2 separate regions of the Homo sapiens genome follow, and region 2 is linked to region 1. Evidence: chromatin contacts called from ENCODE Hi-C or POLR2A ChIA-PET data. All regions are on one chromosome and are shown on one strand. The core of a region is the stretch at or near the end of the contact, and the rest is flanking DNA. Distances in the headings are between cores, read along the strand shown.

Region 1 (3,713 bases), core at 848-3,347:
GCTGGTCTTGAACTCCTGACCTCAAGTAATCTGCCTGCCTCAGCCTCCCAAAGTGCTTGGATTACAGGCATGAGCCACCATGCCCGGCCTGTGATTATGTCTTATATCCAATCTACAAGTGCTTCTCACACCTGAATGTGTGCACGGTTCACCCCGGGAGCCTGTTAAAATGCAGATGATGATTTGGCAGGTCTGGGTTGGGGCCCAAGACTGTATGTGTCTCCCAAGCTGTCAAGGTGGCTGATGCTCCTGATCCATGGAGCCCCCTCGGGCTAGCTGGGGGTGGAGGGTGCAGCAGTGTGGCAGTAATGGGACCTCACAGTTGGAAGGGTCCTTGGAGGGTCTGTGGGCCAGTGCCTGGCAGGTGGCGCGTCACACTCGACTTTCTGATGTTCTGATTTAGGAGGCTTTGGGTGGAGCTTAGACGTCTGTATTTCTAAAAAGCTTCACCGGGGCTTTGTCTGCATGGCCAGGCTTGGCAACCACCAGTTTGTCCAGCTCCCCAGCCGTGGTTTGCATCACCTCAACATCTCCCCCTAGTGGTTGTGTTGTGACTAGGGTGTCCTGGCTTTCAAAGCTAGCTCCACAGCCGTCAGGCTTCTGGGGGACCCTGGAGTCTTACTGGGGAGTGAACTGGTTTCCTAGGGCTGTGGGAACAATATATCACAATTTGAATAGCTTAAACAACAGACATTTATTGTCTCAGTTCTAGAGGCTAGAACTTTCTGGAAAGTAGTTCTAAGATTCTGACCTCAAGATGTCAGCAGGGCCATGTGCCTCCTCAAGGCTCCAGGGAAGGATGAGCTCCAAGCCCCTCTCCTAGCTTTTGGTGGTTCCTTGGCTTCTAGTAGCATAACTCCAGTCTTCCCGTAGTATTTTCCTTGTGTGCCTGTCTCTGTGTCCAAATTTCTCCTTTTTATAAGGAAAAAATCATATTGAATTGGGACCTGCCCTAATGACCTTATCTTACCTCGATCATTTACAAAGACCCTGTTTGCAAAAAAGGTCACATTTATAGACAACATCTTTTGCAGGAATGCAGTTCAACCCATCACAGGGAGATAGGGCATCGATTGCAGGAAGATTAATAAATAAAAGACAGTAATAAAAAGTTAGGCCTGGCCAGATGCGGTGGCTCATGCCTGTAATCCCAGCACTTTGGGAGTTTGAGGTGGGTGGATCACCTGAGGTCAGGAGTTCGAGACCAGCCTGGCCAACATGGCGAAACCCTGTCTCTCCTAAAAATACCAAAATTAGCTCGGTGTTGTGGTGCATGCCTGTAGTCCCAGCTACTCGGGAGGCTGAGGCAGGAGAATTGCTTGAACCTGGGAGGTGGAGGTTGCAGTGAGCCGAGATGGCGCCCCTGCACTCCAGCCTAGGTGAGAGAGTGAGACTCTGTCTCAAAAAAAAAAAAAAAAAAAAAAAGGCAGGCCCCATGCAAATAAAGAAGGTTTGCATGGAAATGAATGTCACAAGTGGGTAATACCTGATAGGGTCAGATATAGCTGGCTAGTCCCGTCAGCAAAGTTGTGGGCAAAAATTCAGAGAGCGACTCTGTGACATGTTCCTCCTTCTGTGGGCGCTGTCTGCGTGGCCCTCACTCAGCTAGCTCTTTCTGTCCTTTCCCCCCTGTATGTCCCTCCCAGGCCACTTAAGCATGAGCAGATCATTGCCTTGTACCTGGTGCCTTGTGGAGTGGCGTCAGCCACGTGGAGTGTGCACATTCCTAGGGAGGTGTGGCCCCAGACAACTTACTGTGTTTGCCCTGCCTCTAGCCCGGCTGGGCCTCCTAGTGTGCTCTGATGAACTAATCAATGCAGGTTGGATTTTTGGAGGGGAGAATTCTTTGTTCCTAACCAGAGAAAATTGATTCCATAAGAGGGTTATTGCTGCTGTGTGCAATTCTCTAGAGTTATTGGATTGCAGAATCATTAGCTTTAGAAGTAAATGAAATAGATTTGGGATATTGTTATGTTTCAGATAAACAAATGGCCTTCCTCCTTATTCATTTAACATTCTGCTTCCAGAAGGAAATGTCAGATGACTCAGAGCCTGATAAAATACTTTGTGGCACACAGGAATGGTAACCAGATGCGGTGAGACTTCACCTTTCTCAGCCCCTGTAAAAGGCGTTGCTTCACTGCGGTGATTCTCACATTTGAGAGTGCATGAGAATCCCCTGGAGGTCTTGCGGAAACACGGGTTGCTGGGCCCACCAGAGGCCTGGAATGGGGCCTGATAACTTGCCTTGCTAACAAGTTCCTGGGTGTTGCTGATGCTGCTGGCCTTGGGGACCCCACTTTGAGAACAGCTGCTTTGCTGAATAAAACTCGAACTCCTGGGAAGCCTGTGGATTCAGTGTGCCTGGGCTTTACATGTATCCCACAACACCCAAGGGAAAGGAATCTTATTTCTTGAATTTTCTTTTTCTTTTCTTTCTTTTTTTTTTTTTTTAAATGTCTGAGTTCCAATAAAGCTTTATTTACAAAAACAGACTGTGGGCCGGGTTTGACCAAGCCCCTTCAGGTCTCATGGCTACTTCTGTGCCCATCCTGGGGTGGCTGAGTTTGTTCTGCCCATGCTCTGTGCAATGCAATGCTACAAGCAGCTTTCAAGGCCGTTCTGCTTCATGGGGGAAGAACAGGGGCAAGAGCTGGGTTTTTTTGCTGCTGATAGTGGCAATTCGATGGGCCTGCCTCCTGTTTCTCTATTTCAATGTGGCTCTGAGGCTCCCAGAATCACTCCACGATTCCAGCCCCACTCTGAGCCATGAGAAACCTGAGGCTACCCAGGTCCTCTCTGCCTGGTTACCCCTCTGCTGGCACTTCTCTGGAGCTTGCCACCCCCCTGAACAGCACTCAGGAAAGGGGTCTAGAGGGCCCCTGCTCTTAGATTCCCAAATCCATCTGGGGATTTCACAGATCCCCACTTCCCTTGGAGCCTTGCCCAGATGGTGAGGGCAGATCCCAGGGTTCCCTTTTCCTTAGTAACTCACCAGCTCTCAGCAACCCCTCTTTTCTTCCGACTTCGTTCTCACCGTTGGGCATCTTTATGGAGTCTGGGTGAAGAGCCTGGCTCTGATTTGAAAGAGAAAATTGCCCACAGCCCATCACTCAAAAGGTACAAAGGGATCTGTGGTGAAAAGTCTTTCTCTCACCTCTGTCTTCTGGTTACTTATTTTATTTCCTCAGAGGTGACCACTTGTAACCAGGTTGTTTTCTGTATTTTTCCAGAGGTGCTTTCTGTCTCCCTAAGCATGTAAGTGTAGATATATTAGTCTGTTCCATAGCCTGATTTCACCACATCTTGGACAGAGGAGTTCCATCTTAGCACATCCATATATGTTGCTTTATTTAAAAACAAAAGCAAACAACAACAACAACAGGCTGGGCACAGTGGCTCATACCTGTAATCCCAGCACTTCGGGAGGCCGAGGCAGGTGGTTCACTTGAGGTCAGGAGCTTGAGACCAGCCTGGCCAACATGGTGAAACCTCGTCTCTACTAAAAATACAAAATTAGCTGGTTGTGGTGGCGCTTGCCTGTAATCCCAGCTCCTCAGGAGGCTGAGACAGGAGAATCGCTTGAACCTGGGAGGTGGAGGCTGCAGTGAGCTGAGATCGCGGCACTGCACCCCAGCCTGGGCTACAGAGTGAGACTTGGTCTCAAAAAAAAAAACAAAAACAAATAAACAAACAAAAAACAACAACAAAAA
Region 2 (3,713 bases), core at 604-3,103, 84 kb before region 1:
TACTTGACATTAGTGTTGGTTCTCAAGACTGCTGATCTTGTTACCAGCCTGGGTTGGGGGCATTTGTCATACTTTCAGGTTCATTTTCCAGTCGGTCATGGGATACTGGTCAGCCTGCAGCTGGGAACTCGGGCCTGTCCTCTGGGCCTGGCTCCTTGGCTCTCATAAAAGAAAGAGGGCAGGCAGGATCTTTCCTGCTTGGAAAGTTTGAGCTTGAGTTTGAATTCTCTCTTGATGCACAGTGCCTGTTGGATCACATACTATGTCTGAAAAATCTCAGGCTGGCAGAGACTTGTGGGAGTCATCTCAGGCAGCCCTCTGCCATCAGACGGGCCAATACTTCATTGAATCCAGACAGATGGTAGGAGTAGAGATTGTTCCCAAAGATATTTGTGAAGCAAGACTTTATACTTTTTTTTTGTAACCTAATTGAGTGTTTAGCTAGCTTGTTAGAAACTTATCTGATCTAAATGTCTTCTGCTGCAATTTAAATAATAGGGAGTAGCTGACATCATTTTTCTTATGCATCTTAGTACCAACCACATGAAAAAGCACTTACTGAGTATCAATTCTTTTGAAAGATACCCTGAGTGCAAAGGATCAAAGTTAATATTGGTTAAGTTTTGTCCTTTAGCCCTTGCATGTCAAGACCAAATCCATACACAGATTATTAACACAAGTGCTTTGTGGAGAGGCTGCGGTTGGATTGCATATTATTGCTTTTTAGCAGTGGCTTGCTCATAAAAGGGGAGAAGAGCCAGTAATCAAAGCTTTGTCAAGGGCCTGTGTAATTTTAGAGTTGGCCCAAACGTGTTCTGTTTGCAGAATAACCATTTGTTTCTTTCTTTGGAGAACAGCTGCTCAGAATGTGGGAGCAGGGAGAGAATTGTCTTCAGGCCAAGCCCTCAACCATTTAGTGAGCACTTACTATGTGTAAGGCATTGTGGGAGAGCAGGCAAAGAAGCAAGATATAATCCCTCCCTGCAAGGAGCTCAAGGTCGGCTGGGGAGAGAAGTCACATTTGCCTGTCATTATGAGGCGGGTCAGCATGTGGTTGTTAAGAACGTAATGAACAAAAGGTGCTGGAAACTCAGTGACAGGGAGGTTACTTCTAGTTGGGGAATTAGGACTTCTTCATGGATGAGCTTGGGTGGGAGGGATAGGTTGAGTTTTGACAAGTAAGGATGGGAGTGGGGAAGACGGGGTAGGGGAAGGAAATGCGTTACAGGCAGAGGGAACAGAAAATTGGAAGCATAAGAGTGGAAAATACAGGGCTGTTGGCAACATAGTTATTCGTTTGGTTGGGAGGTGATGCCAGAGAGGTAGGTTGAGGCCCGTACGTGATCAACCTATAGTTCCTTAGAAAGGAGTTGTGCTCTGTTCTCTAGGTTGATGGGGAAGTTTCTGGAGACGTTTTTGAGAAGGGGACAGGATCAGAGCTGTGCTTTTAAGAAATACATTCTGTTGGTAGCAGATGGACTGGCCATGCGTGTGCACAGGGGGAGGCTGGCAGTTGAGAAACAGGATGGAGGTTCTTGCACTTAGGTGAAAGGTAATAATGAGGTTTTGACTTTGGACAGAGGCATAGGAGATAGGAAGTGTGAGAGACAGTCCTGCTGGAGAGTCTAGAGGACTTGGCAGTCCTTTGATTGTGAAAGTAGTCAAGCAAAGCTGTTCAAGCTTACAACAGGAACTGTGTGTCTGGGGCCAACTGCCCTGGGGCTGTTAAAGGGTTTGGCATCACCGTTCTGCCTTATGGACTGAGGGGGACTCTACCGGAAATGAGGAGGCCAGGGGTCTCTTAGGCTTACTTACATCAGGTCTGTCTTGTTTGAGTGAGTTTGTACTTTGGAATCTGCATGTGTTGGGGTGGTCTCCATGGCAACCAGACACCTACAGCTAGTTGTACTGGTGGTGATGTTTCCTGCTTCTCTGCTTTTGGTGATCCATATCTATGAGGATTAGATTTGACTGAGAATAATTGAGACCTGAAACATAGTGGCTAAAACAAGAAAGACCCCGGAGTCTCTCCAAGCAAGATGGTGGAGGAGCCGCAGTCCATGTTGCAGCTTCCTCCCTCAAGTGCTACTGGAGGGGAAGGACTTACGGAGGTCTCCCCAGAAACAACCACTCTGGAGCCCCCGTCTTCCACTGCAGTTTCTCCGGGAACAGAGGAACCTGCTGGCGACACCAAGAAAAAAATTGACATTTTGCTAAAGGCTGTGGGAGATACTCCTATTATGAAAACAAAGAAGTGGGCAGTAGAGCGAACATGAACCATCCAAGGACTCATTGACTTCATCAAAAAGTTTCTTAAACTTGTGGCCTCAGAACAGTTGTTTATTTATGTGAATCAGTCCTTTGCTCCTTCCCCAGACCAAGAAGTTGGAACTCTCTCTGAGTGTTTTGGCAGTGATGGTAAACTGGTTTTACATTACTGCAAGTCTCAGGCATGGGGATGAACCACAAAGAAAATCAACTTGCTACATTAAATGGATTTTCACAGAAGAGACAGCTCTGAAAAGTTGTGATGCTTGTGGCAAGAGACTTAACAGATGTGATCTATTCAGTACGTGTCTACTCTATGTTTATGCATAAGAAAACATCCATAGCATGAATGGACTCAAAAAAATGTGATTTGTATTAATACGCCAGTCATCATAAAAGATGGTCATTATAGTACCCCCATTGCTCCTGCTTGTTACTATTATTGCTGCAGATCTGCTTCCAAGGTTGAAAAGGAGACTAAGACTGTATAAGCGTCTTCATTGCCAGTTCTCAAAAAAAAGAAAAAACAAAAAACAAGAAAGACCCCTCTTCTGTAGAAGAAATCTAGAGACCATGGCTGGGAAAATAGGTTCATGGAGTCAGCAGGGATCTAGACTCCTTTTTGGCTCACTGCTTTGCCCAAGAGGGCAGCCTTTGTCTTTCTGACCCAAGGTAGTTGCTGGAGCTCAAGTCATCACATCTGCCTTCCATGCTACAAAGTGGCAGGAGGGAGGTAGATTCCCTGAAAGTCCTGCACAGCAGGTCCACTTACATTTCATTGGCCACAACTTATTCATATGACCTAAGGTAGCTGCAAGGAATGCTGCGACACATGTTCTTTTAGCTATGCAGCAGCTTGCCCAGCTAAATGTTGATATTCTATTACTGAAAGAGAGGGCAGACGGAAACTGGAGCAGGCACTCAGCACTCTTGTGGCCACACAGCCTAGTGCGGAGAGAACTTTTAGTCTTCATTCTGTTATTGATTTACCTTCTTGGTGTATATTTTGTATGTTGCTTTTAAAATGAGTTCTTTCTTTCTTTAGTTTCATTTGAAAGGAAGAAGTAATACATGAACTTGGTAAGAAATTCAAGTAGTACAAAGGATATACGATAAAAATAAGTCCCTTAGTCTCTTTGTATTAGCTAGGACTTTTGGGATCATGAATGATAGAAAACCTAACTCAATCTGGCATAAAGAAGAAATAAAATGTATTGGTCTATGCAATTAAAATATCCAGGAGTAGAACTGGTGTCTGGGCACTGCTAGACTCTGTGGATCAAAGGATGTCACCAGCACCTGGTTTTTCTCCATCTCCTGGTCCTGCTTTTCCCTGTGTGGCTCCACTTTCAGGCTGTTTCCCATGACAGGCCAGTTACTCCTGGCCCATGAAACTTGAGCAGGATGTGTGCTCATCCCTGAATACTAATGTATGTTGCCAGGGG

Evidence for each region. Hi-C counts contacts between places; a loop is a spot of excess contacts on that map. ChIA-PET counts read pairs that join two places held with the same protein, here RNA polymerase II (POLR2A). Pooled maps may share reads with other maps.
Region 2: a map of Panc1 shows a loop between it and region 1 (10-fold over the local background). The contact joins two enhancer-like sites. A Hi-C loop is called at or near these places in 4 of 168 maps with a recorded cell type or tissue (DLD1, IMR-90, Panc1 and 1 more) and 1 of 50 pooled maps. POLR2A ChIA-PET finds 5 or more read pairs at or near these places in 2 of 52 experiments (BJ and GM12878).

What each region holds. Positions count from the first base shown.
Region 1 is chr17:72,983,120-72,986,832 of GRCh38, reverse strand. All of the region lies in intron 4 of SLC39A11 (solute carrier family 39 member 11), which reads left to right. Among named protein-coding and RNA genes, the nearest start is that of SLC39A11, 110 kb to the left of the region's middle. RefSeq lists a silencer at 516-565. Within about 2 kb of position 2,097, at least 4 of the 41 ENCODE cell types and tissues checked have a DNase peak (open chromatin) inside an H3K27ac peak, as active enhancers do.
Region 2 is chr17:73,066,616-73,070,328 of GRCh38, reverse strand. The region is part of intron 3 of SLC39A11 (solute carrier family 39 member 11); the gene reads left to right. It also overlaps the pseudogene ATG12P1. Among named protein-coding and RNA genes, the nearest start is that of SLC39A11, 24 kb to the left of the region's middle. RefSeq lists an enhancer at 1,665-1,959. Within about 2 kb of position 1,853, at least 4 of the 41 ENCODE cell types and tissues checked have a DNase peak (open chromatin) inside an H3K27ac peak, as active enhancers do.